Linked DNA regions of Homo sapiens: region 2 is linked to region 1. The links are chromatin loops, found by intact Hi-C in ENCODE. Cell type or tissue: CD14-positive monocyte. All regions are shown on one strand. Links, peaks and the distances in the headings refer to the core of each region. The heading gives the core; the rest is flanking DNA. Region 1 has its middle 130 kb from the start of VAPA. Region 2 has its middle 200 kb from the start of VAPA.

The links. Hi-C counts contacts between places; a loop is a spot of excess contacts. Peaks named below come from ENCODE experiments on the same cell type or tissue, not always from the same donor. Only the 100,000 strongest peaks of a DNase experiment are listed, where the experiment ranks them.
Region 2: a loop joins it to region 1, with 2.0 times the contacts of the local background. A loop is called at or near these places in 1 of 110 quality-filtered maps.

Annotation. Positions count from the first base shown.
Region 1 is chr18:10,036,448-10,051,894 of GRCh38, reverse strand. No RefSeq gene overlaps it. Among named protein-coding and RNA genes, the nearest start is that of VAPA, 130 kb to the right of the region's middle. RefSeq lists an enhancer at 7,318-7,859. In CD14-positive monocyte, for the core only: no CTCF peak of the experiment used is centred there; no DNase peak of the experiment used is centred there.
Region 2 is chr18:10,106,077-10,121,523 of GRCh38, reverse strand. No RefSeq gene overlaps it. Among named protein-coding and RNA genes, the nearest start is that of VAPA, 200 kb to the right of the region's middle. In CD14-positive monocyte, for the core only: no CTCF peak of the experiment used is centred there; DNase peaks (open chromatin) are centred at 7,063 and 7,583; H3K4me3 peaks cover 1,175 bases; H3K27ac peaks cover 2,500 bases.

The DNA of each region.
Region 1 (15,447 bases), core at 5,717-8,216:
CCTTCCCAAGTATGAAGAGGTGGCCGGGGAGTGCGCACTGAGAGGCTTCCCCAGCCCCCATAGGACCATAGGGGTGGCATTGGCCACTTGCTGAGAGCAAGTGGGACCCAGACCTAGCCACCAGGTGAGGACCATGGAAACACGTCTGATTTTCCTTCCACGAGTACCCATCAAGTGGACACTATGAACCATGTCATAGCGATCAGAGGAAAAATCCAAAGCTTTGGGACAGCTCTCCAGGAAGATGGGCGTTTGTACTTTTCCCACTGCTACATAGAGGAAAGAGTTGCGTTGGGTGTCTTTTCTCTTCTAAATTCAGTGGCCTTGGTGGGAGTGGGGTGAAGCTTAGCCGGAGTTGGACGAGTGTGAATCTGCCTCTAACCAGCCACGTGGCCTGGAGCAAGGTAATTTCCCTTCTTCAGGTCTCTTCCTTCACCTGTGAACTTAGAGGGCTGGCTGAAGACTGGCCCTAAAGTCCTGACAACTAGGACTACATCCACCATGGTTGACACTGGCTGTCATGATTCTGCACAGAGCCCGGCACACAGCAGGACTGCAATCAAAATTGTGGAATGAAATCCTGAATGCCTCCAGGAATGAGAGCACCTCTGAAGGTCCCATTTGGCCCTCAATTTTGTGATCCTTCCCAGATTTTTTTTTAATTATTCAGCCTGCAAAATTTTCACTGAGCCCGGCCCTCAGTGACTTTGCTCATTGAGCAATGAATCCACGAGATCTTTCTAAATGCTAAAACCCCTGTGGAAATTCCCATAGGAAACCAAGAAAAAGTAAGGCAAAGGGAGAGATGAATCATGTTGAACAGCCTCTAATTTCTAGGCTCCAGGTGGCTGTGGGATGCTCTACCTTTGAAAATATGATCTGAAACCTACTATTGCCAATTATCAGCTTTTTGCCTTTAGACAAGTGGCGTGAAACCTCTGAGATTCTACTTAAACCCATCTGTAAGGCTGGACAACAATTGCATTGATCACACACACACACAGAGCTGTTTTGTGATTAAATGGGAAAATATTTGTGAAAGCATTTTACAGCAAAAAGTGCAATCATGTGCCAGGCTTTGCTATTTTATAAGCCCATGTTATCTCTAGGACCACTGTAAGTGGAGGGATGCTAAAGGCATTGACTGGTGCCACTTTAAAATCCAGCGAGACAGGCATCTTCAGAGCATGCCACTCAGTGCTGCCGCTTTAGTATTTTGAACATCAAACAAATCTTCTGGAATAACATTTTGATGTTTTTAGTAGACACAAGTGAAGACCATGTGGATTCACTTTCACTGCATATACACACCAGGACTGAGAGGAACGTCCTGGGGAAGGAATGTGAGATTTGGTAGAACCCAAGGTTTTCAAAACAAATACAATAATTCAAGGAAAAGGAAAACTAATATTTAAGGAGTGCATGATATTGGCCAGACACTTTATACATATTATCTCATCTAATCGTCACAATAACCCCATGAGACATGGACAGCGTTTATAGACAAAGCAACTGAAGTTCAGAGAGGTGGAGTTTTTGCACATAGTCACAGAGAGGACCAAAGCTAGGACTCGAACCCAAGTCTCACAGAAGCTAATGCCTCTGAATTCTCCTGTGCTCAGCACTGAATGGGGTTCCTGACTCTCTGGGTGTAAAAATGTTACCTTCCCTTGGAAAATATTACTCTCCCCCTGTGCTTCCTGGATCTTAAAAGTTCTGGACATTGATATGTTTTCTTAGTCCCTGCTGGGAATGATCCATAAAATGGCCTCACTTTGAGAATCAATGCCAATGACCACCGCATTAATACTGAGGCAGAAATGCATTTCCAAGTGCATTTGCTTGCTTATTTCATAAATATTTATGTGTCTTGGACACTTGGCCACATCTCAGCCACATCATGAAATACCATATTTGGGAGCTTTATATTGGAGCAGAAGATCTTTGATAAACAGTGTGGAAATCATCGTGTAATTCACTAGCACTTCCCGGCTTTGCTGGAAGCATCTGGTGAGTTCTCCCACTGCATTCCCAAGAGGGCACTAGCTCACTGCCTTCCCATAGGAGAGAGAGAGAGCACTCAGTCTCTTCTCCAGCCTTCCAGAGTCTTTCCAGCAAAATGGACCCCACTCACCTGTTGATGGGGCCCTCGGTGGGGGAGGGCCTGGCAGAGCCTTCCATCAGGCCTAATGATGTGCTAACCAGCACATAGGGAATGAGAGGCACCAAAGGGAACGTCCTCCTGCTCTCTGTCCCAGGTCATCACGACACCACAGGTCCACAGCCAGAGCTGGATGCACAATCTGTGTGCAGGGCATTGGGGAGGAGGAAAGTGAATGGACACTCCAGGTGACTGTGTCCATCCCTCCCCAATGGGCTTTTCCATCACCCTCTACAGACAAAGACAAGCATGGGCTTGTTGGTGGACACAGCTTCAGTTGATAGTGCATGCCAGGACCACAGTGCACGTTGTGCTTGATTGACCCTGGGATGCCATCGTATCCTCTCTGCTGTCTGACACACACAAGTCTCAGAGATGCTTGATTGCAAGAACTCACTATTAATCAAGCCAAAGATGGGTTTCTAATCTCATAAGTGAAAAAACCTTAAAGGGGAAAGTTTTCTTAAGTTGACATTTCACTGTTTTGCTTTGCGGAAAACACATTTATATTTAATAGCATTTTATAGCTTATAAGGTATGTTTATTTTTATTAGCCTCATGTACCATTATCACAACTCCTAAGGTAGTAGTTATTGTTATTCTCACTTGAAAGGTGTGAAAACTGGCTCTAAGAGAGGTTAAAATATTTGCCAGTGGTTGTCCACTTTGGTACTAAGGTTGAAACTTAAACACAAATCTTCTGGCCAAAAAGTCTGCAATTTTTCTACACCACCTCTAGATTTCTTGACATTTTGCTCATCTTATAGCCATTGGCTTCTTGTAGATAGGAATTACATCTTCTTTCTACTTGTTACAGAGCCCAGTATTAATGCAAAATGCAAAACACACAATATTTTCATACTGAGCTTGTACTGAAGACTTTTACAAAATAATTGAGTAGAGGAAATTAAATACTATTGAGAACAATCAGGTTATTTCTGTTATTACCTCCCCATAATCTGCCCACATCACTGTAATCACCATGAGAGCATGTTTTTTCTTGTTTCCATATTATGAGTGTACCTGTGTTATTTTTATTGGCCACACAATACTTTATTATGTTCATGAACCACAATTTCAACCCATTTCTCCATTTGGTCCTTTCAAGTTATTTTTCCATTTTTTCCTTAAAATAAAGTTGTAATGTGTCTGATTTAGGAAGCCCAAAGCTCAGGAAGTTCACCCCTGTGTATACCTGTTGTGCCTCTTCTGACATGCCCAGTTGGCCAGACAGGTGGAATTCTGGTGTGAACCTGAGCTACTTATTAAAAATTAAAACTTCTGAAGCTCGGGTCAACTGAATCAGAACCCCTCTGGGAGTAGGAGTCAGGAATCTCCATTTTAACAAGCTTCACAGTGACTTCACACACCCTAAGGTTTGAAAACCCCTAGTTAGTTATGTGAACTTAAATAGAGCTGGCTTCTGTAGTCAATTTCATGCCTTTAATTTGAATACCTGCATCTAGTTTGTGTCTCTAAAGTCTCCACACCATTACATAGCATCTCGCATATTCTTGTCCTGAGAACACAAGGACAGGGCTGGGGGACTCTGAGTCCTCAAGGAGTCGAGGGTCAGGCTTCATCTCAGCCAGAGGAGGAGGCTGTCTTTCAGTCCTTCACACCCGATTCAGTAACTGGCCGGTGGGGGAAGGCTTCTGTTTGAAAATATCCTTGGCAATTTCTCCAACAATTAATTACCCAGCTGCTGCATAAACTCTAGTATCAACACTCAAGACCACCCAACAGAAAGCGTCAGGCACACTTGCCACATCAGCCCGCCATCATTGTGCACATGCGTGTGTCTGTGCGTGCATGTGTTACTAAATAAAAGGGACCACAGAAAAGGGTATGTGAGATTTTCTCAAAATGACCCCCAGAAGAACCCTACAGAATGTATTTTCCAAAATATCTATTCAACTTGAACTTGGAAAATACTCCTTTTTACAAAAGTCGTGCCCGAAGTGCCTTTTGGCATTCACAGGCGCTGCAGACAGGCGCTGCAGCGTGGATATGGAATACGTTCGGAAGCTTTGGGCTTCGTTGGTACAGATGGGAACAGCTCTGCATGCCGACGGCTGGGCTTACTGCTTTGTACCAATAGAGTTCCCAAAGTCAAAGCCACCCTTGCTTGATGCGTGGAGAGGCAACCTACATGAGCAGGGCTCTCTTTATGGTGATTTCTCTCATGGCCAGCTTGATGTCTGTGGCCGCAATATCAGAACGTTATAAATAAAAGCCTTCAGGTTTCGGAGTCAAACAGCCTGGGATCTGAATCACAGCTCAGCGGCTTACCAGCTGTGTGGTCTTGCATGACTCAGCCAACTGACCTTATCCTCAATTTCGCATCCATAAAAGGGGAATCATTGTAGGATGGTGTAGGGATTGAAAATAAGAAGAAATGCCTGAAGCCACCCTAGAAACCTCTTAGAAGTGATTAAAAACAAGTATTTTAATGGTCTAATGATCTCATTCAATTCTACCAATATTTACTGAAGGCTTGTCATCTACCAGGCATTGTTTCAAGCACTTGGGACAGATGGATCCATGCCTGTATGTAACCACCTCATGGCTTTAGAGTGGCTCTGGGACCTTGGGTAAACCAGGACAGGGCAGTAGGTTTTTATCACCATTTTCCACTTGCATCTGCTGCAAGCCCAATGGAGATAGAAACCTCAAAGTGCTGACAATGGTCTCCAAGGATTGCCTCAAGGACATTGCTATTGTTTAGTATTTGTGGCACATCAGAACCAGCAAAGTACTCAAGAGATGTGCTGGGGCTGGAAGCCTGGGGCGCTGGCCTCTAGCCTTGGGTTTCCATTAACATACTGTGGGATCTGGGATCCTCTGCTTCATTTTCCCTGCCAATAAGTTGAGACCAGTGTCATTGCTGAAGAAGTCCCAGTAAATGAGCCTCTGTCTTCCCCATGAATAAATTGGGAATTAGAGTAAGAAGTGAGAGATGAGAACCCAAACATCAGCTCATTACTGATAAGAGGCAGAGAGGGCTGACCTGGACAGCAGGCAGGCCCCCATGGACCCCACAGACAGTCACTGCTGCCTGGGGAGACAAGGTAGAGTGGGGGAGAGAGGTGGGGGGTGGGAGAGAACTCCCTGCACGCAGCTCACGCGGAAGAGTGGATCTCACCGCGCATGCTCAGCCACTCCCCCAAATGCATCCATCCAGCCATTCTCTCCAGCTCCTCCAGAGAGGAAAGGGGTGGTAACATGAGGCCAAGTGGGTGCCGAAAGAAAATCTTCGAAAGTAGGAAGAGCCGACGCTCTTGCCTCTAAAATCTAATCAGATGCTGTCCTATTCAGTTGATGGATCAAGTCACCGTGAGGCAGAACAGTCGAGACGTTCCATGGATCTGAACTGCTGTCTTGTAGTAAGAGCCAGGGAACCAGGACACTCCCTGGAACATCCAGAGGCCTGATTCTGCCAGAATTCTGAAGATACAGAGAGAAACTGCTTTGAATCCCTTATGTGAAGTCCAAACAAGCCCTAGAAAAGCATTTCTCAACTTACTACTTGCAACCCATTCGTGGGTTGTGAAATTATAATCAAGTTTTTACAAATTAAATGTAATTGTCTATATTGGAGTACATGGCTGTACAGGCATTGTTTCATGAAACATTGGGCTCAGTATTATTTACATGGGGATTGGGGTGTGTGCACGTATACCAGGTCATGATGCTACATGTACCTCTTACTGGGAATCGCAATTAAAAGGCGCTGCCCTTGCAGCAGTAACAGGTTTTTAATTGATTACAGTGCGAAGGAGAAGCCTGCCTTTGGCATGAACGGCACATGCTGAAGTTGGCTGATTCAACACCCGTTTGTTCCAGCCTCCTCGGCCCGGCCTCCTGTCCCACAGAGGTGGGAATCTGAACACTGCCTTTCCCACTCGCCTCTGCTGCCAAACAAGTGAAATGGGCAAAACTAAAAAAGTTAGATGCTGATGTGAGGAGCAACAGGCGGCAGCCATGGGTGGGGATCCGGGCTTCCAGCCGGTGCACGCTGGAGACCCTGACCTCTGCGAGGCCGCTTCTGGCGTCCAGTCCTGAGCCTCGGGGACCTCGTGGGGATGGCAGTGGTGGTAGTGTCCTGAAGATGTCTGTCCCTGCTGTAGCTAAGCTCAGTTCCTGGCTGTGTTTCTCCTGTTGTTCCAGGCCCTGTCGCCTCCAGGCCTGGTTCCTGCCCCCCTGGAGAGTCAGTGCGGCACACAGCGGCCTTTCATAAAGCTGCTCGCGTTCTGTCCGCGTTCTGTCTGTCTGGCTCTGCGTCCCATGCGGCGTCTTGCCAGGCCTGGCCCTCACACCCAGAGACCTGTTTTCCTCTTTGCCATAGGGCTCCCTTTAGTGGCAGGCAGCCCCCTGATGTCACAGGATTTTTCCCTGCGGCCCCTCAGCTACATCAGGATCTGGTGCTTCTCTCTCCTGTTTTATCCAAACCAATTGGTCCTGTGGCTGAACCATTCAGGACCCTATTTCAGCAACAGCTACCCCAATAAACTGCTAACATTATCCTAAGTGAAATGGCTCAGAAAAACAGAAAGCCAAGAACTGCATGTTCTCACTTACAAGTGGAAGCTAAACAACGGGTGCACACAGACATACAGAGAGGAGTAATAGACATTGAGGGCAGGAGGGGTTAGAGATGAAATACTAGCTACAGGGTACAATGAACACTATGTCAGTGGTGAGTCCGCTAAAAGCCGAGACTACACCACTACACAGTATATCCTCTTTTTTTTTTTTTTTTTTTTTTTTCCTGAGACAGAGTCTCACTCTGTCGCCCAGGCTGGAGTGCAGTGATGCAATCTCAGCTCACTGCAACTTCAGCCTCCCGGGTTCAAATGATTCTCCTGCCTCAGCCTTCCCAGTAGCTGGGTTACAGGCACCCACCACCATACCCGGCTATTTTTTGTATTTTTAGTAGAGACAGGCTTTCACCATGTTGGCCAGGCTGGTCTTGAACTTCTGACCTCAGGAGATCTGCCCACCTTGGCCTCCCAAAGTGCTGGGATTACAGGCATGAGCCACCACACCTGGCCCAGTATATCCATTTAACACAGCTGCACTTGTATCCCTAAATCCATAACAATAAAAATAAAAAATAAAAATTTTAAAAGCAGAGGGTAAGCAAAAGTTTGTATAAAAAAAGATGAAAAACAAATATTTTTTAGAAAAATTAAATTAAAATGTATATAAAAAAATAAAATAAAATAAACTATTTAAGAAAGGTGCCAACGGTTTGATGCTTCACCCTGTCCAGTGGAGCCCATGATCCAAGAAGTAGCCTTCAATGCCTTCAACCCATAACATTCAAATTGAAGATTTCAGTTGTTGGGGTCTTGCCTTGAGTGAACTCCTTTTATTCTCCTATGTGATTTAAAAGACAACTGCATAAAACAATGCAGACTGATCACATTCTGATGGCTCCCACCAGGGGAGCCCCAGCCTTCCCTCCCGTCTCCACCCACAGCAGCTCCACTTTCACCTACTCTGTCTAGCAGGGCTCCACCCAAGTCTGTATTTGAAAAAAAAGGAAAGAAAAAGTCCCAAGGCCATGGTATGAATAGGAAGGATTCTAAAAAGCACAACCCCTTTTCAGGATGCCATGCCTAATCCCCAGAACCTGTGAGTGTGGCAAAATATCACACCATGATTAGGTTCTACTCCATGGCACAGTTGGCCTTTGGATTGGGAGATTGTCCAGTGGGCCTGACCTAGTTGCAGGAGCCCTTAAAAGCAAAGTGCTTTCCCTGGCCGCTGGCAGAAGAGGAGGGCAGAGAGACTTGGAGCAGAGCTCAACATAAGCCATTGCCGCTTTGGAGAGGGAAGGAGATTCATGCTCACTGAGCACCAAAGATGTGCGAGGCATACCGCACACCTCCATAAAGCATGCTCATCCACTCCCATTCCACAGACAAAGGAAGGGAATCCAACTGAGATCAAGAATTTTCCCCGAAGTTGAATAGGGTAACTAGGATCCCCCAAAATCTGGCTTTTCTCTCACAACTAAATAAGAAGATAACCAGCTATTAATAGGCTTATGAAAGGCCCAATAAACAGTTCACAGAAACAGAAATATAAATGGCCAAAAATGTTTGAACATATGCTCAACCTAATTCAAAAATAAATATATGCAATGTAAGTGAAATATTATGTATTTGTCCATTGATATAAATTTAAAAGATTAATAATACCAAGTATTAGTGAGGGTAAAAAAATAGGCACTCTCATATATTATTAACAGAAATGTAATGTGGAGCATCCTCTTGGGAAATCAATAGGCAAAACTTATAAAAATTCTACCTACATATAGCCTTTGACTCAAAACTTCTCAGCTAAGAATTTACCCTACAGGTAAAACACTCACAAAAGTATGCCAATGCATCTATGTGATGGTCACTTCAGTATTATTTGTAATAATAAAAATACAAAAAACATAAGAGACTAGGTATTAAGTATTCTTACCACAAAAATAAGTATGTGAGGTAATGCATATGTTAATTAGCTGATTTAGCCATTTCATAATATATACATATTTCAAAACAACATGAACACAATAAATATATGCAATTTTTTAATTTGTTAATTTAAGAAAATTTAAGGCAGAAAACAGCAATCTATAGGCACATGGAAAACTATGATTGACCCATATGATACTATATCTACATAAAGACTAAAAAGAATCAGAATGTGATCAATCTGTATTGTTTTATGCAGTTGTCTTTTAAATCACATAGGAGAATAAAAGGAGTTCAAAAGAAACATACATTTATATTTTCCTTCCATATTTACCTATGTAATTACCTTTATCTGGTTCTGTGCCCTTTATTTCTTAATATGGATTTCTTCAAGTTACTAATGACCTTCTATTTCAGCCTGTATATTATATTCTATAGGGCAAATCGGCTGGCAACAAATTATCTCAGTTTTTGTCTATCTGGAAATGCCTTAATTACTTCTTTAATTTTGACTAATTGTTTTGCTGGATGTAGAATTCTTGGTTGACGGTGTTTTTCTTTTGGTGCTTCAACTATGTAATCCAACTGTTTTCTGGCCTCCGTGGGTTCCGATGAAAATATTTCTTACGTATGTCTTATATGTGATGAGTCACTTCTCTCTTACTGCTTTCAACAGTTTTATTATAGCATGCCTAGGTGTGGGAGTTTGTCTTTTTTTGGGGGGCTGGGGGGTGTGAAGACAGAGTCTTATGGTCTCACTCTGTTGCCCAGACTGGAATGCAATGGCACAAACATGGCTCACTGAAGCCTAGAATTCCTGGGCTCAAGCAATCCTCCCACCTCCGCCTCCTGAATAGCCGGAACTGGAGGCACACACCACCACTCCTGGCTAATTTTTGTATTTTTAGTAGAGACGTGGTTTCACCATGTTGCCCAGGTGGGTCTCAAACTCCTCAGCTCAAGGGTTCCACCTGCCTCAGCCACCCAAAGTGCTGGGATTACAGGTGTGAGCCACCACACCCAGCCTGAGTTTATCTTATTTTGAGTTCGTTGAGCTTCTTGGATGTTAAATTAATGGTTTTTAAATCAAATTGGGAAGTTTTTGGCCATTATTTCCTCAAATATTTTTCTGCCCTTTCTGTCTCTCTCTCTTCATTCTGGGATTGTATTGTGTTTATGTTGGTCCCACTCAGTGGTGTTCAATAGGTGTCTTAATCTCTGTTCATTTTCCTTCATTATTTTTTCTTTCTGCTCATCAGACTGAATAATAACCATTGATCTATCTTTAAGTTCACTAATTATTCCTTCTGCTTACTCAAATCTTCTTTTGAAACTTTCTGGTGAATGTGTCATTTCAAATTATTGTACTTTTTAACTCCAGAATTTCTATTTGCTTCCTTTCTATAATTTCCACCTCTTTGTTGACATTGTCTCTTTGGTGAGAGATCCTCATGGTTTCCTTTATTTCTTTGTGTATAATTTTCTTTAGCTCTTTGTGCATATTTAAAGTAATTGATTTAAAGTCTTCATCTACTAAGTCCAACATCAGGGCTTCCTCAGACACAGTTCCTATTAATTGCTATTGTCCCCTTTCTATAAAGCTATATTTCATATTTTTTGCATGTGTCATAATTTTTGTTGAAAACTAGACATTTTAAATAATATTGCAAAGGCTTTTAAGTCTAGTCTGGTGAAACAGAACACTCACACAAGTCAGGCAAAGCAGATTTTATTACTCACAAATAGGCAGCAAGGATAAACAGAAGCTTAGGATTTATGGTGAGCCAGTCCCCCAAGGCTCAGGAAAGCTGCCCAGGGCAGATGGAGTCTCATCTGTGCTTGCCCCATGTGAAATCCCAGCTGAGGGACCCTGAAAGCACTCTGCTCTGCATTTTATACCCTGGATGTCACTTTGTTTGCTGAGCTTGAGCATTGCAGAACATCCTGTTCTGGGAGGAATAAGGACACAGCTGTGGTTGTTCCAGACATTTTCTCCTTATCTCTGGACATTGTATCCTTGGTACATTCTGCCCAAGAATTACAAGAAGAGTGGGGAAGAGCTGGATTGGCCAAGGGCATCTAGGGATCTGTCCTCTTGCAAATATAATATGGAAACTCTGAAAATCAGATCCCCCCCACACCTCACTCCCTAGAGTATTTTGCTCTTGTTATTCATTGCTTTATGTGTTGCTTGTTTGGTTGGTGATTTTTCTGAACTAATTATGTAAATTCCATGTCCTTTGTTGTTGTGGCCACTGAAATCTCTGTTTGGTTAGCTTTGTGATCAGCTAATGATTAGAAAGAGGCCATCTTTAAGTGCCTGGAACCAATAAGTCTACCAGTCTCTGCTCAGTGTGACTCAGCCAGGCTGTTTACAACTCTGCCTTATCGTTCACTTCCCACTTGTGCAGAATCTCAAGGCTAGTCAAATATGAGAGCTCATGGCCTTATCCAGTCTTTCCTGAGAATGTGCTCAGCCCTGGGCATGAATATGGCTCTCTAGAGACCTAGGAATACGTTGGAGCTTTTCAAAGTCTGTATGGACGTCTCACTTCCCAAATTTCTTTTTAAGCTTTTTGGTCAGCCTTTTATTTGCCCCAGCTGTTATCCAGTGAACTGTTATCCAGGTCGCTGAGATGTTCAATAATTGCCTCTGATTTTTTTTTCTTTTTTTTTCTTTTTTTTTTTTTTTTGACAAACAGCCCTGGAGAAAAGTCTGTTTACACTTGGAAAGCTTCAAGTCAACTCAAATAAAGACAGCCTTGAGAATGAGATCTTCCAGGGAACCAACAGAAAGGTCAAATGCTGACAACTCTCTGGAAATAGGCCTTTGAAGGCACTCCATCCCTATTCTGCCCCCTCCAGTGGCTGCTGGTTTTCTCTGTAATTGAAGGCTGCATATCTTCAAGACTACCATGGAGACCAGGGGATAAGGGTATGTATGGAAATAGGGCAAATTAAAACATCATAAAACTCATTGTTCTTATGAAGATTCAGACATTTTTCTTGAGCAAACACTTCTCGAGTTGCTGCAAGCCTTTGGTTAACTTCCAGAGTCCTGAAAAGTTGATTCTGACAGTTTTTGCCACTGTTCTCATTGCTTGTACGGAGGTGGGAATTTTTGAAGATCCTTACTCCCTCATTTTCACAGATGTCACTCTCTTATTTTATTTAATTTTAATTAATTTAGATTTAAATTTAAATAGCCACATGTGACTAGTGGCTACTGTATTGGACAGTGTAAGTCTATAAAATTCAATATGAAGTCAACTAGCCCAATGAAAGTTAACTCCAATATAGATATATACAAATACAGTAAACTCAAAATCACTATGGAGGAGGCAGGCCATGCATTATCTCCATTCTGCAGTTGAGGAAACTGAGTTGAGAGTCAAGACGTGGAAAAGAGAAGCCGAGAATAACCTCCAGCTGCTGAGGAGGCCTGGGCACAGTTGCTGATGGGGCATGGGTGTCCTCAACCACCAGCCCCACTGGAAACCTGGGGGCAGATGACACAACTGCTCTCCAGCAGTCAAGTGGAAGGAGCCTGATGTCTCATCACTGCCATGTGCCAGGATGCTCCAGCTTCTCTCTAATCCTCTTTTTTTCTTTTTTTTGAGATGGAGTTTTGCTCTTTGTTACCCAGGCTGGAGTGCAGTGGCGCAATCTCGGCTCACTACAACCTCCGCCTCCCAGGTTCAAGTGATTCTCCTGTCTCAGCCTCCCAAGTAGCTAGGATTATAGGCACCCACCACCAGGCCCAGCTAATTTTTGTATTTTTAATAGAGACAGGGTCTCACCATGCTGGCCAGGCTGGTCTCAAACTCCTGACCTCAGGTGATCCACCCATCTCAGCCTCCCAAAGTGCTGGGATTACAGGTGTGAGCCACCACACCCAGCCTCTTTAATCCTCTTATTAGTCATCCTATAGGTGGCCAGGAAGCCAAACAAAATGGAAATCTGCTGAATTTAAAACAATCTGATGCCCTTATTTTTTCAGTTCAATAAATTAAAAATATATGGTTTGGTTTCAAACTGATTCATGGGAGTTTAGGATTAAAGATTTTGTTCTCCTGGTTGGTTGGGTTTTCCTTGTTTCCTTTTTCTTTTAATCTTCTTTTAATGTCACGCTCCCATTTATGATTGTGTAAACAATGGATGTACGATTTCTGCACTCGGCACGTGAGTGCAGCTACCTCTAGTATCAGCTCATGGCTCTCTGCACTTCCAGTGCCTGGGAGACATGCATTTGCCAGAATCCATTACATTGTCCCAGGCAGGAGTGCCACAGGGCACCCAGACTTCCCAGGCACCAGCTAGTGGCAAATCACATCAAGCATTTGTGGCATTTGTTTCAGGAGAGCACACTGCAGCAGGGTGAGGTAGGAAGCCTGTCCCAAGGTATCCACTAAGTTAGACAATCCAGGGAAACCTTGGTTTACTAATCCAGATTTCAACCTGCCAAACCAGCTCCAGTGCAAGACTACCAAGCTCGCTTTGTATCAGCTTTCAAGAGACTCGGTGCAAAGGAAATAAGTGATGATGTGCTCAAACAGAGAAACCCATCCTAATTCCCAAAGACACCTTCCCCAGGAAGCCTTCCCTGACCCCTGGGCTGAACTGAGAATGCCTCCTCTGTGCCTCCCTGTCCCTGAGCACAAATAGCAGGGCACTCCACATGCTATTTGTAAATTACACGTTGCCATGTTGGCCTCCCCAGTCAGACAGCGAGATTCTTGGAGACAAATGTCTTGTCTTCATTACCCTAGCACTAGCACCAGCACCAGCAGGGGGCCTTAGATGCTCCCTGTGTGCAATGATCTGTGTGCATATCCTGCCTATGTATAGATGTCCTGGGCTCAGTACACACTTGTTGAACTCAACCCAGGATGGCTATGCCAGGACAGAGAATGTGGCTTTTAAGGGACCCTAACAGCCCATCTGAAAAAAAAACAAAAACAAAAAAACTTGATCCTTGATTTAATCATGGGATTTCTATTAAGATATCACACATTTTGGGTTTTTCCAGTCTGTCTTCTTCCTCTTACTACTGATCACGTCATTCCCCTGTGCCATGCATAGCACAGCCATGTGTGTTTGACGGACACAGGTTGATTAGTACACTGAGAGCCTTGCTCTCTCTGATGCCCTTGGCAGGGAGAAGCCAGATTGCAGGGCCTCGGGTATCAATGGCTTACACGGGACCTCCTTACTTTGGTTCCTTCTCCCAAGGAAACAGTTGCAGTCATAACAGAAGTGCACATATTCAAAGTCCGCTCATGCTGTGTGCCACGTGGTCAGGAGGGCAGTCATCTCCCAGGGCAAGAGGGCATTCCCAGCCTCCCCCTGGGCACATCTTCCCTGCTCTTGGGCAAAACCACCAGCCAAGATAACGCTTACATTATTGGTGGACTTCATTTTTGTGTCATCTTTATCCATCATTTATGTACTTGTTTAATGTATAAAATACATTTACATATTTAACAAATGTCTTGAGCACCCGCTGTGTGCCAGGTGCTGTGCTGAGCACCACTGGGTACAAAGATGAACTAAAATGTGGGTTCTCCCCAAGGCACCTGCAGGCCAAGCGTGCATAAAGGAAATGGACAAAACCATGGGGTTGAGATGAGAAAATATTAGAAGGAGGAGGGAGAGGAAGAGAAGAAGGCAGGTGAGGACAGTCCCTTGAGACAGATGTCTACGTGGGAGGAGGACGATGGATCTGAGAAGGAGCAATGCAGGGATGGAAGGAAACCGAGAATGCCACTAACAGAGTCCACTGGGGCCCAGCTTCATGGATTCACCCAAAACCACGCAGGCCTTTTACCAAGCACAGGGACACAAGAGATGCCATGCAGGGCCTGAGTTCCAAAAGCTGGGGCCCAGTGAGGAACCTGAGCTTCTCAGTGTGAGGAGGAGGTGCCAGTCCAGCCGGGAAGCCCTGTGGAAAGCAAACACCATGTATGGACTGGCCCAAGCTGTGTGTCTCACAGAGGTTAGCAAAGTCCTCCCATCACCAGGTGGTCTGCGTTGGCTTACTTGGAGCTTGCTTGTAATAATTTTGACCAGGTTAGTTACTTAGTAAGGCTGTTCACCCTATATTGACCGAAGCGTACACTCTTTGGTAGGGGCCCAATTTCGATATTTGTTACTCCTGATTCCAAGGTATGGATCAAAACAAACAACATCCTCAGCGCCCTACAATGTACTGCCCACACTGCTCCCCCCCACAACTCTCCAACACCACACCTCCAAAAAAAGTTCAGCCCTTCCATCCTAATAAAGAAAATCTGTGGCTCGCTGGGCACAATAGCTCATGTTTGTAATGCCAGCACTTTGGGAGGCTGAGGCAGAGGATCACTTGAGCCCACAAGTTCAAGACCAACCTGGGCAACATCGTGAGACCCCCATCTCTACAAAAATTTAAAAATTAGGTGTGGTTGTGTGTTCCTGTGGTCTCAGCTACTTGGAAGGCTGAGGTAGGAGGATCGCTTGAGCCCAGGAGGTCGAGGCTGCAGTGAGCTATGATTGCGCCACTGCATTCCACTCTGGATGACAGAGTGAGTCCCTGTCTCTCAAAAAAAAAAAAAAAGTCTACATCTGGATTCACCAATGCACATCACTCCTTTGGGGCTGTCTGTCTCCTGGTACCCGGATCAGGATAGGCAGCACTGTTCTTTAAAGCTCATTCCCATGCTAAGAGGTCATCATGGTTTCCTGCCTCTGATCTCACATTTGCCATGCCACTCCGATCCTTTCTGGGACTGAGTTTTCTGCCTGGGTGTTGCAGTCCAATTAAAAGTGAAAGAAGGA
Region 2 (15,447 bases), core at 6,165-8,664, 69 kb before region 1:
TACATACGGGATGCAGTGTGATGTTATATGTATATATTGTAGAATGATTAAATCAGGCCAATTAACATATCCATTGCCTCACATATTTATTTATGGTGAGACTATTTAAAATCTAGCATGTTAGCAATTTTGAAATATACATTATTATTGACTGCAGTCCCCATGCTGTGCAATGGATCACTAAAACATATTCCCCATTCTAACTAAAACTTTGTACTCTCTGACCAACATCTCTGCTTTCCCTGTCCACCTTCCACTCGCCCTTCTGCTCTCTGCTTCTGTGAGTTTGACTGTTTTAGATTCCACATATAAGTGATGTCATGCAGTATTTATCTCTCCACACTTAATTTATTTATTTAGCCTGATGTCTTCCAAGTCTCAAATGAAATAATTTCCTTCTTTTTTATGGCTTTATCCAGCCATCTGTTGATGAACACAGGTTGATTCAATATCTTGGCTATTGTGATTAATGCTGTATCTGAGTCCATTTAGTGTTGCTATAAAGGAATACCTGAAGCTGGGTAATTTACAAGGAAAAGAGGTTCACTTGGCTCACCATTCTGCAAGCTGTACAAGAAGCATGGTGCCAGCACGGCTTGGCTCCTGGTGAGGGCCTCAGGCTGCTTGCACTCGGCAGAAAGCAAAGGGAAGCTGAGCATGCAGAGATCACATGGAGAGAGAGGCAGCAAGGCAGGGTGCAGTGGGAGCAGGAAGACTGGTTCAACAACCAGCTCCTGTGGGAACAAATAGAGTGAGAACTCACATTTTGGAAGAGCATTAATCTATTCATGAGGGATGCACTCCCATGACCCAAATCCCTCCCAGGAGGCCCCACCTCCAACACTGGGGATTAGATTTCAACATGAGGCTTAGTTGTGTCAAACATCCAAACCATCGCATGCTGCAATGAACATGGAAGTGTAGATCTCTTTGAGACACTGATTTCAGATCCTTTGCATATATACCCAAAAGTAGGATTGATAGGTCAGATGGTAATTCTATTTTTAGTGTTTTAGGAACCCCATACTGTTTTCCATAATGGCTACACTAATTTACATTCCCAACAACTGTATCTAAGGTTTCCTTTTTCTCTGCACCCTCAATAGCCGTTGTAACATGTGATATCTTCTTGTGGTTCTAGTTTGTATTTCCCTGATAATTAGTGATGTTGAAAGTATTTATATATCTGCTGACTATTTGTATGTCCTCTTTAGAAAAATGTCTGTTTGGGTCCTTTGCCCACTTTTAATCATTGTTATTTGCTTTCTTAGTACTGAGTTAAGTTCTTTATATATCTTAGACATTACACTCCTCTCAGATATGCAAATGTATTCCCTCAAGGCATGGGTTGTCTCTTCACACTGTTAATTGTTTCCTTTTCTGTTCAGAAACATTTTAGTTGAATGTAATCCCATTGATCTATTTTTGCTTTTCTTGTCTAGGCTTTGGGGGTTATATCCAAGAAATTATTGCTCAGACCAATGTCACGGAGCTTTTCCTCTATGTTTTCTTCTAGTAATTTTACCATTTTAGGTATTACATTTAAGTCTTTAATCCATTTTGAGTTGATTTTTTTTTTTTGTATATGGTGTAAGATAGGGGTCCAACTCCAGTCTTCTGCATGTGGAAATCCAGTTTTCCCAGCATCATTTGTTGATAAGACTGTCCTTTCCCCATTGTTTGTTTTTGGCATCTTTGTCTAAAATCAATTGACGATAAATGTGTGGGTTTATTTCTGGTCTTTCTACCCTGTTCCATTGGTCAATGCATCTGTTTTTATGCCAGTACCATGCTGTTTTGGTTACTATAGCTTTGTAATATATTCAGAAATTGATGGAGTGTGATGCCTCCAGCATTATTCTTTTTGTTCAAGATTTCTTTGGCTATTCAGGGTCTTTTATGGTTACCTATGAAGTTTAGGATTTTTTTTCTATTTCTATTTATTTAAAGAATGGCATTGGAATTTTGACAGGGATTATGTTAAGTCCACAGATAGGTACTATAAACATTTTGGGTTCATGTGGATACCCATAAGAACTATGGGTACTATGAACATTTTAACAATATTAATTCTTCCAATCCATGAACATGGGATACTTTTCCACTTATTTGCATGTTCTTCAATTTTTTTAACAATGTTTTATCATTCTCAATATACAGATCTTTCACTTGTTTAAATTTGCTCCTTTTTATGCTATTGTAAATTGAATTGTTTTCTTAATTTCTTTTTCTGATAGTTCATTGTCAGTGTATAGAAATGCTACTTATTTCTTTTTTTTTTTTTGAAATGGAGTCTCACTGTCACCCAGGCTGGAGTACAGTGGCATCATCTCAGCTCACTGCAAGCTCCGCCTCCTGGGTTCACACCATTCTCCTGCCTCAGCCTCCTGAGTAGCTGGGACTACAGGCGCCCGCCACCACGCCCAGCTAATTTTTAGTATTTTTAGTAGAGATGGGGTTTCACCATGTTAGCCAGGATGGTCTCGATCTCCTGACCTCATGATCCACCCGCCTCGGCCTCCCAAAGTGCTGGGATTACAGGTGTGAGCCACCACGCCCGGCCGCTACTTATTTCTTTATGTTGATTTTTATCCTACAATGTTGCTAAATTCATTTATTGGTTCTAACAGTTTTTTGGTGGAGTCTTCAGGATTTTCTGTATATAAGGTTATGTCATCAGCAAACAGAGAATTTAACTTCTTTCTTTTCTACCTGGGTGCCTTTTATTTCCTTTTCTTGCCTATTTGTTCTGACTTAGACTTCCAATACCCTGTTGAGTAGCAATGACAAGAGTGGATGTTTTTGTCTTATTCCTGATCTTAGAAGAAAAGCTTTCAGCTTTTCAATCTTGAGTGTGAGGTTAGCTGTAGGCTTGTCCTGTGTGACCTCTACAGTGTTGAGAGATATTTCTTCTCTACCTAATTTGTTGAAAGTTTTTATCGTGTAAAGATGTTGGATATTTCTACAAATGTAAATGTAAAAATCCTCCACAAAATACTAGCAAGCCAAATTCAACAGCACACTAAAGGGATCATTTACTGTGATTAAGTAGCATTTATCCTTGGGATGCAAGGATGTTTCAACATACACAGATTCATAAATGTGATTCACCATATTAACAGAATGAAGAGCATCATATAATTATCTCAAAATGGAAAAAAAGCATTTGACCAAATTCAACATCCTTTCCTGATAAAAACTCTCCACAAGTTAGGTATAGAAGGAATGTTCCTCATCTTGCATTTTAAACAGTATAAGAGGTGTTTATAATGATTCTGCAGATATTTCTAGGATCTTCCCAATATATCCATAAAGTCACTGGGGGAGGGGGGGATTCTGGCTGTGCCCGTGTACACGATGAGATTGGTCAGAAACCTAGTGACAGGTAGGGCCTGAGGGGAGCCGGTATGTGCTTTCCTGCAGCTTCACAGACACGGAAAAGTCATGTGTAATTATCAGAAATAGGATAAAACTTTCAAAAGCGCAAAAAATGGCTACAAAACTTACAAAATATAAGTCTGAATTCCATTGTTCTAGAACAATGAAAAGCAGACTCTTATCAACACAAGAAATCATAGCAGTGAGTCCTCTGGCACAAGTCAGCTGTCAACACCATGTCCTGCCATCCCCACTGGTGTCTGCCCCAACACCCAGAGAACCCACGGCCTAGTCAACACTTGCACAGACTTGTTTCACTTGATAGACAAACAATTTACTTTTTTTTAGCAATGTGATCTTTCCATTATGGTCAACCGTAGTTTCTTTCTTGATGACTTGATATTGGATTATATGAAACACTGTCTGAATTTCTTCCTAGCAATCTTTCAGTGGCAATGGTTTCTGTGCAATGCCCACCATTCTCTTCTGCTGCCTCCTCGTAACCTGGGTCTGAGTTTCTGAGAAAGCTGGACACGGGTCACCTGTGGACCATGGTTACGAGAAACAACACTGCCCCCAAATCCAAAAGTAACTCAGAACCATGGACAACAGGGCTCATATAAGAATGGCAAGGCATACCTGTGTGAATATTTAACTTGCATTTATATATCTAATGTAAGTTAAAATATATTTTTTCAACTTGTATTATTCCTGTGTCAATGTTTGAGTATTCAGTAACTCAAAACAATGGTTATTTAGCTTTTGTTTGCTGAAATGACCGAATCTAAACTTCATCATTTATAAATTTAGTTAAAACTTACAATTGTTCTTTCCTTAAGAAAGGAAGATCACTAGAATTTTTCTTAAGCTTAACTAGAAATTTGAAGCATAGAGACATTTTCCTACAATAAGAAACTGAAAGAGAATTGGAAGAGAACAAGAAAAAGGAGGATTTTATATGCACGTTAGAAACAAAGATTTTTTTAACATTAAATGCATTTGTCTGTGGGAGATGAAAGATAGGAAAAAGCAGGTAGCCTGATGTGTGTATAATATTTCCAAAGGAAAGAGAAAAAATGGTGATCCTGACCTTGGTCAAAGAATACCTCATATCAGCCACCGGCATCTTCCCCAGGACACTTGGGTAAGAATCACAACGATGATCAACAATAAATCATGTTTACTGAGCACACATCATTTGTCAGGAACTTTGGGGAAAACCTCTATGTGAGAGGTTACTTCATGTAGGGAAAAATGTGGACAGTTTCGAACTGGACAAAAAAGATCACTGGCGGTCTTTTCAATGGAATCCTAGAGATGCCTCAGGGGTATGCTCCTCCACTTTGACTAGAGTGTTTTACAACTCTGTAGAGGTGAAAGTTAACTTGTAGCAAACTGGGAGTGATGCAACTTACTCCTGTCTGTAGAAATGCAAATTGTGTCCAGTGGAATGCAACTGACTATCACACTGTAGAAACTGACCAATTTTGCCTCCATTGCATATGTAAGATGTGTAAGTTCATTTCGTCCTCCTTTTTTTTTTTTTTTTTTTCTTTTTCTGGGATGGAATCTCGCTCTGTCACCCAGGCTGGAGTGCAGTGGCGCCATCTCCACTCACTGCAACCTCCGCCTCCTGGGTTCAAGCAATTCTCCTGCCTCAGCTTCCCGAGAAGCTGGGATTACAGGTGCCCACCACCATGCCTGGCTAATTTTTGTATTTTTAGCAGAGACAAGGTTTCACCATGTTGAGCAGTCCTTCTTTATCTGACTATAGATGTGTGGATCTTGAGTTCTCTTTTGAGCCAGTTGTAATATCGAGTGACTTCCTCATTAATCGAGTTAAATAAAATCCTTGGCACATGTTCATTTTATGATTGTGTGAGAGTCATGATTTTACTGTCTTTTAAAATTTAGTCTTTAACACTCTTCTAATCTTCATGATAATACTATGAACAAGAGGAGCAGGTTTGCTGGGAATCTTCTAGCAAAAGGTAGAAGGTAGAAGGGAAGGCCCGGGCAGCCAGCCCACACCTGGCTTCAAAGAAAGGGGCTTTCATATAATTTTATCTGAACTCCCTTTTAATATGTGAATAATTCTTCCCCAGCACCCCTACATTCATAAAGTGTCCAGTGCACAGGAGCTCACTACCTAACAGCAACTTCCACTCCAAAGTTGGAAAGCTGTAGTCTGAGACAGATATTTCTTACATTGAAAGGAATTTTCTTCTCCTGAAATATTAGCCATTCTCCCGGGAAAGCAATCTACTCCCTTTTCTGCAAGAGTATTTTAACTCTTTGAAGGCCAACATCTCATATTCCCCCGGTCTTCTCCAGATAAAACCCGTTAGCTATTCCTTAATTGAGATGGTTTTAAGACCCCCTCATCATCTTGTCTTTTCTTGGTGCTCTTGATTTCATGTCTCCCTAAAATTGAGGCACCAAAAAATTGAACACAATTCTGACCCACCCAGAACATTGATCTCATGGTCTAAGTTCTAGAAATGTGTAGAGTGTTAATAACCCCATGTTTATAATTTGAGGGGTTGTCTATAATTTGCTTAGGCTCCTTTGTATGTATGGAGCTGGCCCCAGCTCTTTCTGCTTTTTTGTGTGTACTATCATACAACTCTTCCTAATGTATGTAAACTATGTCGGTTCTTTTTTAAATATGTATACCTACTTATTTCTAGTTAGATTCATTAAAACCATTATTTCTAAAACAATCAGTTATCCCTTTTATTCTATTTTTATTGAAAAAATCTGCTGTCTTCTGTTTATATTAACAGATTAGTTCTGATGATTAAAAACATAAACTATCTGTTTGATGGAAGGCACCATGGTGGGGTTGTGGAAGCATGTGACAACTCATTTTGACACTGTAAACTAACAATCAATCAATATTTACAGCTACCATTCATACTCCTTCAGGAAATCATGCTGGTGAATTCCACGTTTCTGACAGTTCCCCACCTAGAAAGCTTGCCAGTTGTGGGAAGCCAATGTGGTGATGAAAAGCATCCTACAGTTCCCTAAGCTGCTAACAAAGCTGCAGAAGATTAACCGAAGGAAAGAAATATCCCAATACCCCTGGGCCTGTAATAAACGTGATCCACTACCCCTCCTGCCACTCCCCATCTTCCAGCCCCTGGCTGGCCAGAGCAGTCTGCGGAAGCCTAACCTGTAATCAGGCTGCAATAGGAGTGAGAGAAAGAATCACAAAGCAGAGGAACAGGAATGCTGGATGTCTTCTCTACCAGATGCTCCTCTGCATGCCCAAGGTTCCAAAACAGAGGGAGCTTTAAATCTGACTCCTCTCTTCACAGAGCTGAGTGCACCCTCCCTGCTGAGCTGCATTCATGGGCAAACAAACCCTCCATGAAGGTTAGCGCTCCGTGGTGCCCTTGCTTTTCATACCATTATTAATTATGTATGTAGAGCATTTAGGCACCATCTTATGTGGCCACAACAACTGTTGGATAAAAGAAAAATACAGTCATCCCACTAGTTCATTGACCATCATGCTATCCAAACACTGATTTTTTAACACATCGATTAAAATGAAGGATATGTTGACATCCTGTACAGACAGTGTCTGAATTCTTCAATGCTCTTCAATATAAACACATTGCTCATCATATAAGTTCTTGATGACACGTGAAGGCCCCTTTGATATTGTATAACCATCATAACCGTGGGGAAACATATCAAAAGGGGAAGCAATAGGCCAAAGGTCACTGGCAAGGTCAAGGATGAAATTAAATTTAAGAGCAAAAGTTTCAACTTCGTTAGCCACTATTCCCCAGCGAGACTCCAGAACATCCTGTTAGATCTTGTTAGTTCTATGTTCAAAGTGAATTTATATCATTAGCAATTAAGAAAATTACCTGAAGAACATCACAGAACCAAATTATCCGCTTTGATTATTTGGGTATGGAAATGTGGGTCACTTTTTCAATATCAGGCAACAATTTTAATGTTTCCCTTCAGTTAAACCTGGCAAAATCCTTAAATCTAGAAAGAGTTCCTGGTTCACCATTGATTTCATTGCCTCAGGAGAGCCCGAGGTAGGAAATACGGACAGTACTCTTTGACCCTCTCTTCCGCACACCCAAACCTTCTCTTTCTGAGTGAACAGCATTTGTATCATGCAGCACTTCAGCGAGTGTCCTGAAAACCCCTTCACACATACAAGGGAGACTTGGGCAGGCAATAAAGATTTCTTATGAACAGGAAACCAGACTTGCACCACTTTATGCAACAATTTAGCAATAAAGTTAGTGCAATCATTTGGCTCTTCCAACTTGCTGGAGAGAGAAACATGTGGAAGAGTTGCAAGTGGCTTCCTATGGAGAGATAAATCCACAGCCACAGACAGAGCCCAAGAACCTCGGGAGAGCTCCCTGGAGACAAAGCTGTCTTCTGAACAGGGCTGGACCAATGGCAAACTGGGCCATCCATCACCACCCCAGCCAACAGGACAAACACACCCCTGTTGCTCCAAGATGCTTGGGACAGGGCTCCCAGGGCAGGCACCAGGGCAGGCACCAGCACACACAACATGAGCTGCTCTGAGCCAGCTGTGTCCAGGCCTCCCAGATCAAAGATTGGTTTGGGGCAAAAGGAAGTTTTGAATTTGACAGGATGTTCCTGCACACATTCAAAACAGGAATAACGTGACAGGCCAGGAGCAACAAACTCAACTGCATGCAACTCTTCAGGGCCACAAGGTTGCGTGTGTGGGGGCGAATGCTTCAGGGTCCAAGGTGGTGCTGGCTTAAAGAAAACACACAAGGATGAAAACTAGCCCTCCGTACAGTAATCCACAAAGCCTGCAGTGAGAGAAGGGAAAGGAGGGAGGAGGGAAGGCAGATTAAAGTAAGCAAACAAATTCCTTGACATGGGCCTTATGAGTTTTGACACTTTGATAGGAAGAATCTGTTACAGTGCTTAAAAGTTGCAAGTCTCGCCCCGCAGGGTATGGGGGAAAGGAGCAAAGAGTTCAAAGTGAATAATTACCTGTTATTGATGTATTATATTTAAAGACCCTGGCTGAGGATTAAAGACACTCTCAAGGCTGTTAACAGCCTGCAGTAAACAAGTCATATATCAGAGAAGTGGGGGAGAAAAGAGTTTCAGAAGGATTTCCTCCATCATTCAGGAACCCTCTGTAGGTGAGGCACAGGGTGGACATATGCATTACACAGAAGGACACATTTGAGACCAGGAAGAGAGTCATTAAATACTGAGGGAGCTTTGTCTCAGTGTCTGAAGGCTCCTCCTGGGAACTTCGCTGTCTTAAGACTTTGTTGATTAATCATGATATTCCTGGCACCACTGAAGGATTGGCAGCTGGTGGGTGCATGACGAACTTCATTGGTTGGATGGTTGATTGGTTGATTGGTTGATTGGTTGGTTGGTTGGTTGGTTGAACCCAATTTCTTTCTTGCTTATAGTTTCAATAAACAAAAGAATAAAGGTTTTAACTACTAAAGTAGGTGGCTCACCAGGCCCCATGCCCCTGCCCTAGGAATACGCCCAGAGAAGGAACAGTTTTTCGTTAGCAAAGTCCCCCCAAAAGCAGCCACTGAGTGTCTCTGTCTCCATGGAGGATGGACTTGATGATCCCCAGTTTGCATTTCCCCTTCTGTAGTATCTGATCCTGTGATCTCTCAGCTGAGGACTATTATACTAATGAAAAACACTTCCAGGAAATCAGTCCAAGACAGATTTAATTTGATGTGGAAAAGAACCCCAAACGCACATTCTATCCATCAGAAATTAGGATCAGCTTTAGGTTTCAAGTCCCTAGTTCCGAAGATGCCATAGCACGTTGAAGGAAATGAAGAGGAGTCCTTTTTGTTTTTGTCTTTTATTTCTTTTAAGGAAAAATGAAGAAGAAAAAGAAGGGCCCTCCTTCCCCCAGGGAAAAGACAGTTCTGATCAACATAATTACAATCCCCGAGGGGCAGCGCCTGCCCAGCCCTGAAGCCACAAGGCTGGTGCCTCTGCAGGTCACGTGTGCCTCCCGCAGGCTGTCCAGGAAGAGTTCAGTCGCATGAGAAGAGAAAGTCAGGTTTTCTGGGTGCATGGGTCAGCCACTGTCTCCAGGACGGGTCCCTGCCTCTCCAACTGGCAGCGCTGAGCTGAGAACCCAGTCCTCTCCAGCAAGACCCGAGCTCACTTTCCCAAGTCCAGCTGCATTTGTGCCCTCAACAAACCATGCCAGCCTCCAGGTGAGTTCAAGTCTTGTCTCCAGAAAACACTGTACCCAGATTTCAGCCCTCTCTGCTCCTTCTACCCTAGAACATCACAAAATGCCAGATTTTTAGAGCAAAAAAGGGGCCTGACCAACTCTGCAGCTGAATTTTAGCATACTAAAAATGAAAGTTCTCTTTTACAGGATAAGAAACCAATGCTTCTCATTGCTTGGCTGTGCAAGACCAGCTCCAAAACCCTCCTTGTTTGCCTTTCCAATGTGCAGAACTTCAAGGACACACAGTTAAATCAAGCATGGTTCCTGGCCCAGAAATTCCATGCACATAGGTCTACAAGTACACTAATATCCGTCATGGTAAATGTTATCCCTCCATTTATAGTTTTTTATTTCAGTGAAATATATGTAACATAAATTTTGCCATTTTAATCATGTCTAAGTGTCTAATTCAGCAGCATCAATTACATTCATAAGGTTGTGCAACCATCACTACTCTCTGCTTTCAAAACTTTTCACCACCCCAAATAGAATCTCTGTAACCATTTAGCAATAACTGCCTACTCCTCTGTCTCCACCCCAGGCACCTGACAACCTCTCATGTACTTTCTGACTCCATGAATTTGACTATTCCAGATATTCTATATAAATGAAATTATACAATACTTATCCTTTTGTGTCTGGCTTATTTCACCTAGCATAGTGTCTTCAAGGTTCATCCATGCTGTAGCATGTTTCCTGTTTTCATTCCTTTTTATGGCTGAATAACGTTCCATTGTATGCACATGCCGCATTGTGTTTTTCTGCTCATGTGTTAATGGACACACTGGGTTGCTTCCCTCTTTTGGCTATTGTGAATAGTGATGAACATTGGTGTTCAAGTCCCTGATTTCAATCATTTGGGGTATAAGTCTAGGAGTGGAATTCCTGGGTCATTCCTTTTCTTTATATCTGATGAATGAAGCTGGGCATGGTGGCTCACACCTATAATCCCAGCACTTTAGGAGGCTGAGGCAGGAGGATAGCTTGAGCCCAGGAATTCGAGGCCAATCTGGGCAACATTTTGTGAGATCTTGTCTCTACAAAAAATAAATGTAAAAAAACTAGCCGAATACTGTGTCACACACCTGCAGTCCCAGGTTCTTGGGAGGCTGCAGTGGGAGGATTGCTTGAATCTGGGCGTTTGAGGTTGCAGTGAGCCACGATTGCACCACTGCACTCCAGCCTGGGTGACAGAGTAAGACCCTGTCTCAAAAAAAAGAAAAAAAAAAGATGAGTGAATGAGTACTTCCAGCAGAGACAAGAGTTTGTGCAAAGGCAGAGCCCACCTTGTGCAGCTCTGCACAGCCTGAAGCCATGTGGAAAGGATGTCCTGAGGGACCCAGAGATGAGACCATGGGGGCAGGAGCTCTCCTGACGCTCTACCACCTCTATATTCTGACTACATTGAATCCAAGACTGACAAACTCCCAGGTATAGGCCAAAACGTAACTGGTTCCAAAACTCTCCTCTACCTTGACACCCAGGCCAGAAGTCATTCAAAGATGCAGAATACTCCCGTGGCCCGCCAACAAAGCGGTCTTAACTCCACTTCTCTCTCTTTCACTCAAGAGTTCAAGCTAAAGGGACTTACTTTTTTTCAGGAAAAATTATTCTAGTATATTAGAAAAGACCAACCATTAGTGGTTCATTTTAACGCCACTCTTATCCACCTCACAATCAATACTGACACAAGTGACGATGTGGAAAGGAAGATGGAAATATTTCCTGCAGCATTTATCTCATGGACCAACCCCACAATGGATCCACTGACTTTGTTGACAATCACAATTAACCAGGACAGAAAATATGGGAAGAGGAGTTGTATGGAAAGATGATGACTTATTTTAGGAGAGAGACTGAGAGGTGGCCCCAGGGAGAGGGTGAGCACAGTGGTCCAATCTCCAGAGAAAGGTCAGGCTAGAAAGAAAGATGTCGGAGGCATCAGCATTTAGGGTGAGATTGCCCAACGGTGAGCAAGGCTTTAGAAGAAAAGAAGACTAAGACCAGATTTCTGAAGAATTCCAACATTTAAGAGATAAGTCATCAGAGACTTAGAAGAGCCAGCAAAATCTCATAATAGTCAAGGGAAGCACTTCAAGGAGAGGGTGATCAACAGTAACCACCACCCCTGAGTCATGGTACCAGTGAAGGATTCTATTAAATCTGACAATTGGGAGGACCAAGAGGTCTTAGACCCATCTCAGGGGAGCAGTGGACAACACGTCCACATTTGAACAGTGAAGGGGAAATAATGAAGTGGTGGATTGGGAGTCATCTCCACATTTGGTAACAGACACAACACATGGTAGACACTCAAATGTTTACTGAATAAGTAAATGAGAAAATAAGTAAACGCGTGGAAAGGAACTATTGCAACTACCTACTACTGTTGAATATAGGACTGTCTCTATTAAGATTGGTAGAAGGCCATATTTATAATTGCTAATTTGTTGCAGAATGGTCTTGAGCTATTTTAGATTGAATGAACACTAATGATATAACTGTAGAGCTGTCCACATTTATAATGAATGCAATAAATTGGATCACTAAATACACTAGAAGGTGATTATAAGAGACTCGGCCTTTCAGAATTTGATGATCTGGAAGAGTAGAACTTGTTCTGACTTGAGTGGAAGTTTCTTTTCCTCCTCTAGCTAAAGGCAGAACCAATGCTCTAAATACTATTGGACTATCTTCAATGTTTAAGAATATGGATAGGCAGGGCACGGTGGCTGACGCCTGTAATCCCAGCACTTTGGGAGGCCGAGGCAGGCGGATCACGAGGTCAGGAGATAGAGACCATCCTGGCTAACACGGTGAAACCCCATCTCTACTAAAAATACAAAAAATTAGCAGGGCGTGGTGGCAGGTGCCTGTAGTCCCAGCTACTCGGGAGGCTGAGGCAGAAGAATGGCATGAACCCAGGAGGCGGAGCTTGCAGTGAGCCGAGATGGCGCCACTGCACTCCAGCCTGGGGGACAGAGCGAGACTCCGTCTCAAAAAAAAAAGAATATGGATAATAACAAACAGGAGACAATATGATAAAGAGATCAGCCGTCTGCATTATGGGCTGGCTTACAATAGGATATTAAACTCAGAATTCCCCTTCAACCCTGAGTTACCATGAGCTGAGAAGTATGATGAACTCAACTCCACACGCTTGAGGTGGAGAAACATGATGTAAAATGCAAAGAAATCTCCTGCATAACAAAATGCAAATCCTTACATCCTTATAGCCTGCTTTAGTTCAAAGAGAGGCTCTTACTGATATAATAGGAAAGCACAACTGGAAACACGAGAGTTAGAGCAGAGAGAAGCAGTGGAATCTGTGTGCTCCATGTGTCATCATCATTTCGAAAGGGATGAGGGGAGCACAAAATAGAATCTCCAAGCCAGTGCCTCAGTGCCACGATTTCATCAATTTACTTTTCCTAACATACCATTTCATCCCATCACACTGCAGCTCAAAACTATTCAGTGAATTTTCTATTCCACTTTTTTTTTTATTTCAGATTCTTTGGGTTGGCATTCAAGATTCTCTAGACTCTGCCCTTGTCTTTCTTATGAGACTTCTCCAACCAAACTGGCCACTCATGGCCCCCAGTGCTTGCCACATGGTCATGCCCCAGGGACGTGTCCCACATGGGCCCTGCCTTACTCATGGTCCGTGGTCTCATCCGTGACCTCCCTGCCCACAGGAAGATGCACATCTCATCAGCTACTCCCTTGTCATCTGAGCCATGCATTTATCTTCAAGCCACTTTTTGGACTTTCTTTTTTCCATAATAGATTTCAGTTTCTTAAGCATATGGGCTGAGAATTTGATTCATTTGTATTTCCACAGTATGTGATATAGTGCTTTTTGCATGGGGCTCATTAAAGAAAAAAGTTGAATAAATGAACAGAGGAAGGGATGGATAAAATAAAACCCAAAGTTGCAATGATTCTGGAAAAATAGACGTATTAGTTGAGATACTTTTAATCTGCATTCAAACCTCCTTACACAATAGAGAAAGATTTTATTTCTTATTCTGACACATAACCAGAAGCCAAGAGGAAGGACACACTTCAGGGCTGGTTGGTAAGTGGTACAGCAATGCCATCAGAAACGCAAGTTTTCACTAATCCCACAGAAATACAAAAGATCCCCAGAGACTGTCATGAACACCTCTATGCACACAAACTAAAAAATCTAGAAGAAATGGATAAATTCTTGGAAACATACAACCTGCAAGACTGAATCAGGAAGAAATTGAAACCCTAAACAGACCACTATTGAGTTCTGAAATTAAAGCACTAATTAAAAACCTATTAACAAAAAAAGCCCTGGACCAGATGGATTCACAGCCAAATTCTACCAGATGTACAAAGAAGAGCTGAAACTATTCTTAAAAATTGAGGAAGAGGGACTCCTCTCTAACTCATTCTGTGAAGCCAGTATCACCTTGATACCAAAACCTGGCAAAAAACCCAAAAAAAAAAAAAAAACAAAAAAAAGCAGAGAACTACAGGCCAATATCCTAATGAACACAAATGCAAAATCCTCAACAAAATACTAGAAAACTGAATCCAACAGCACATCAAAAAGTTAATTTCCCATAATAAAGTAGTCTTTATTCTGGAGATTCAAGAGTGTTTCAACATATATGAATCAATAAATGTGATTAAATAAATCATTTTTGAAATCAATAAACAGAATTAAAAACCATGTGATCTTCTCAATAGATGCAAAAATAGCTTTTGATAAAATCCAACATCCCTTCCTGATAAAAATCCTCAAGAAACTAGCCATCAAAGGAACATACTTCAAAATAATAAGAGTCATCTCTGACAAACCCACAGGCAACATTATACTGAATGGGCAAAAGCTGGAACCATCCCCTTGAGAACTAAAATAAGACAAGGATGCCCACTCTCACCACTCCTATTCAACATAGTACTGGAAGTGCTAGCTAGAGCAATCAAGCAAGAGAAAGAAATAAAAGGCATTTAAATAGGAAAAGAAGAGATCAAGTTCTCTTCTTTCATGGATGATATGATTCTACACTTAGAAAACCCTGAAGACTCCACCAAAAGGCTCCTGGAACTGATAAATAACTTCAGTATAGTTTTAGGATACAAAATCAGTGTACGAAAATCGGCAGTATTTCTATACACCAATAACGTTCTGAGAGTCAAATTCATAATGTAATCCCATTTACAATAGCCATAAAAAATAATAATATACCTAGGAATGCATCTAACCAAGGAGGTGAAAAATCTCTACAAGGAGAAGTATAAAACTGCTAAAAAAAATAACAGATGACACAAACAAATGAAAAAATATTTCATGCTCATGGATTAGAAGACTCAGTATCATTAAAATGGCCATACTGCCCAAAGCAATGTATAGATTCAACACTATTTCTACCAAACTACCAATGTCATTTTTCACAGAACTAGAAAAACTATTCTAAAATTAATATGAAACCAAAAATTAGCCCAAATAGCCAGAGCAATCCTAAGCAAAAAGAAAAAAAAGCTGGAAGTGTCACATTACCTGACTTCAGGCTGTACTATAAGGCTACAGTAACCAAAACAGCATGGCACTGGTACGAAAACAGACTGTATTAGTCCATTCTCACATTGGTATAAAAAGCTACCTGCTACTGGGTAGTTTATAAAGAAAAGAGGTTTAATTGATTCACAGTTCCATAGGCTGTACAGGAGGCATGGCTGGGGAGGCCTGGGAAACTTACAATCATGGCAGAAGGCAAAGCGGAAGCAAGCACATATTCACATGGTGACAGGAGAGAGAGACAACAAAGGAGGAAGTG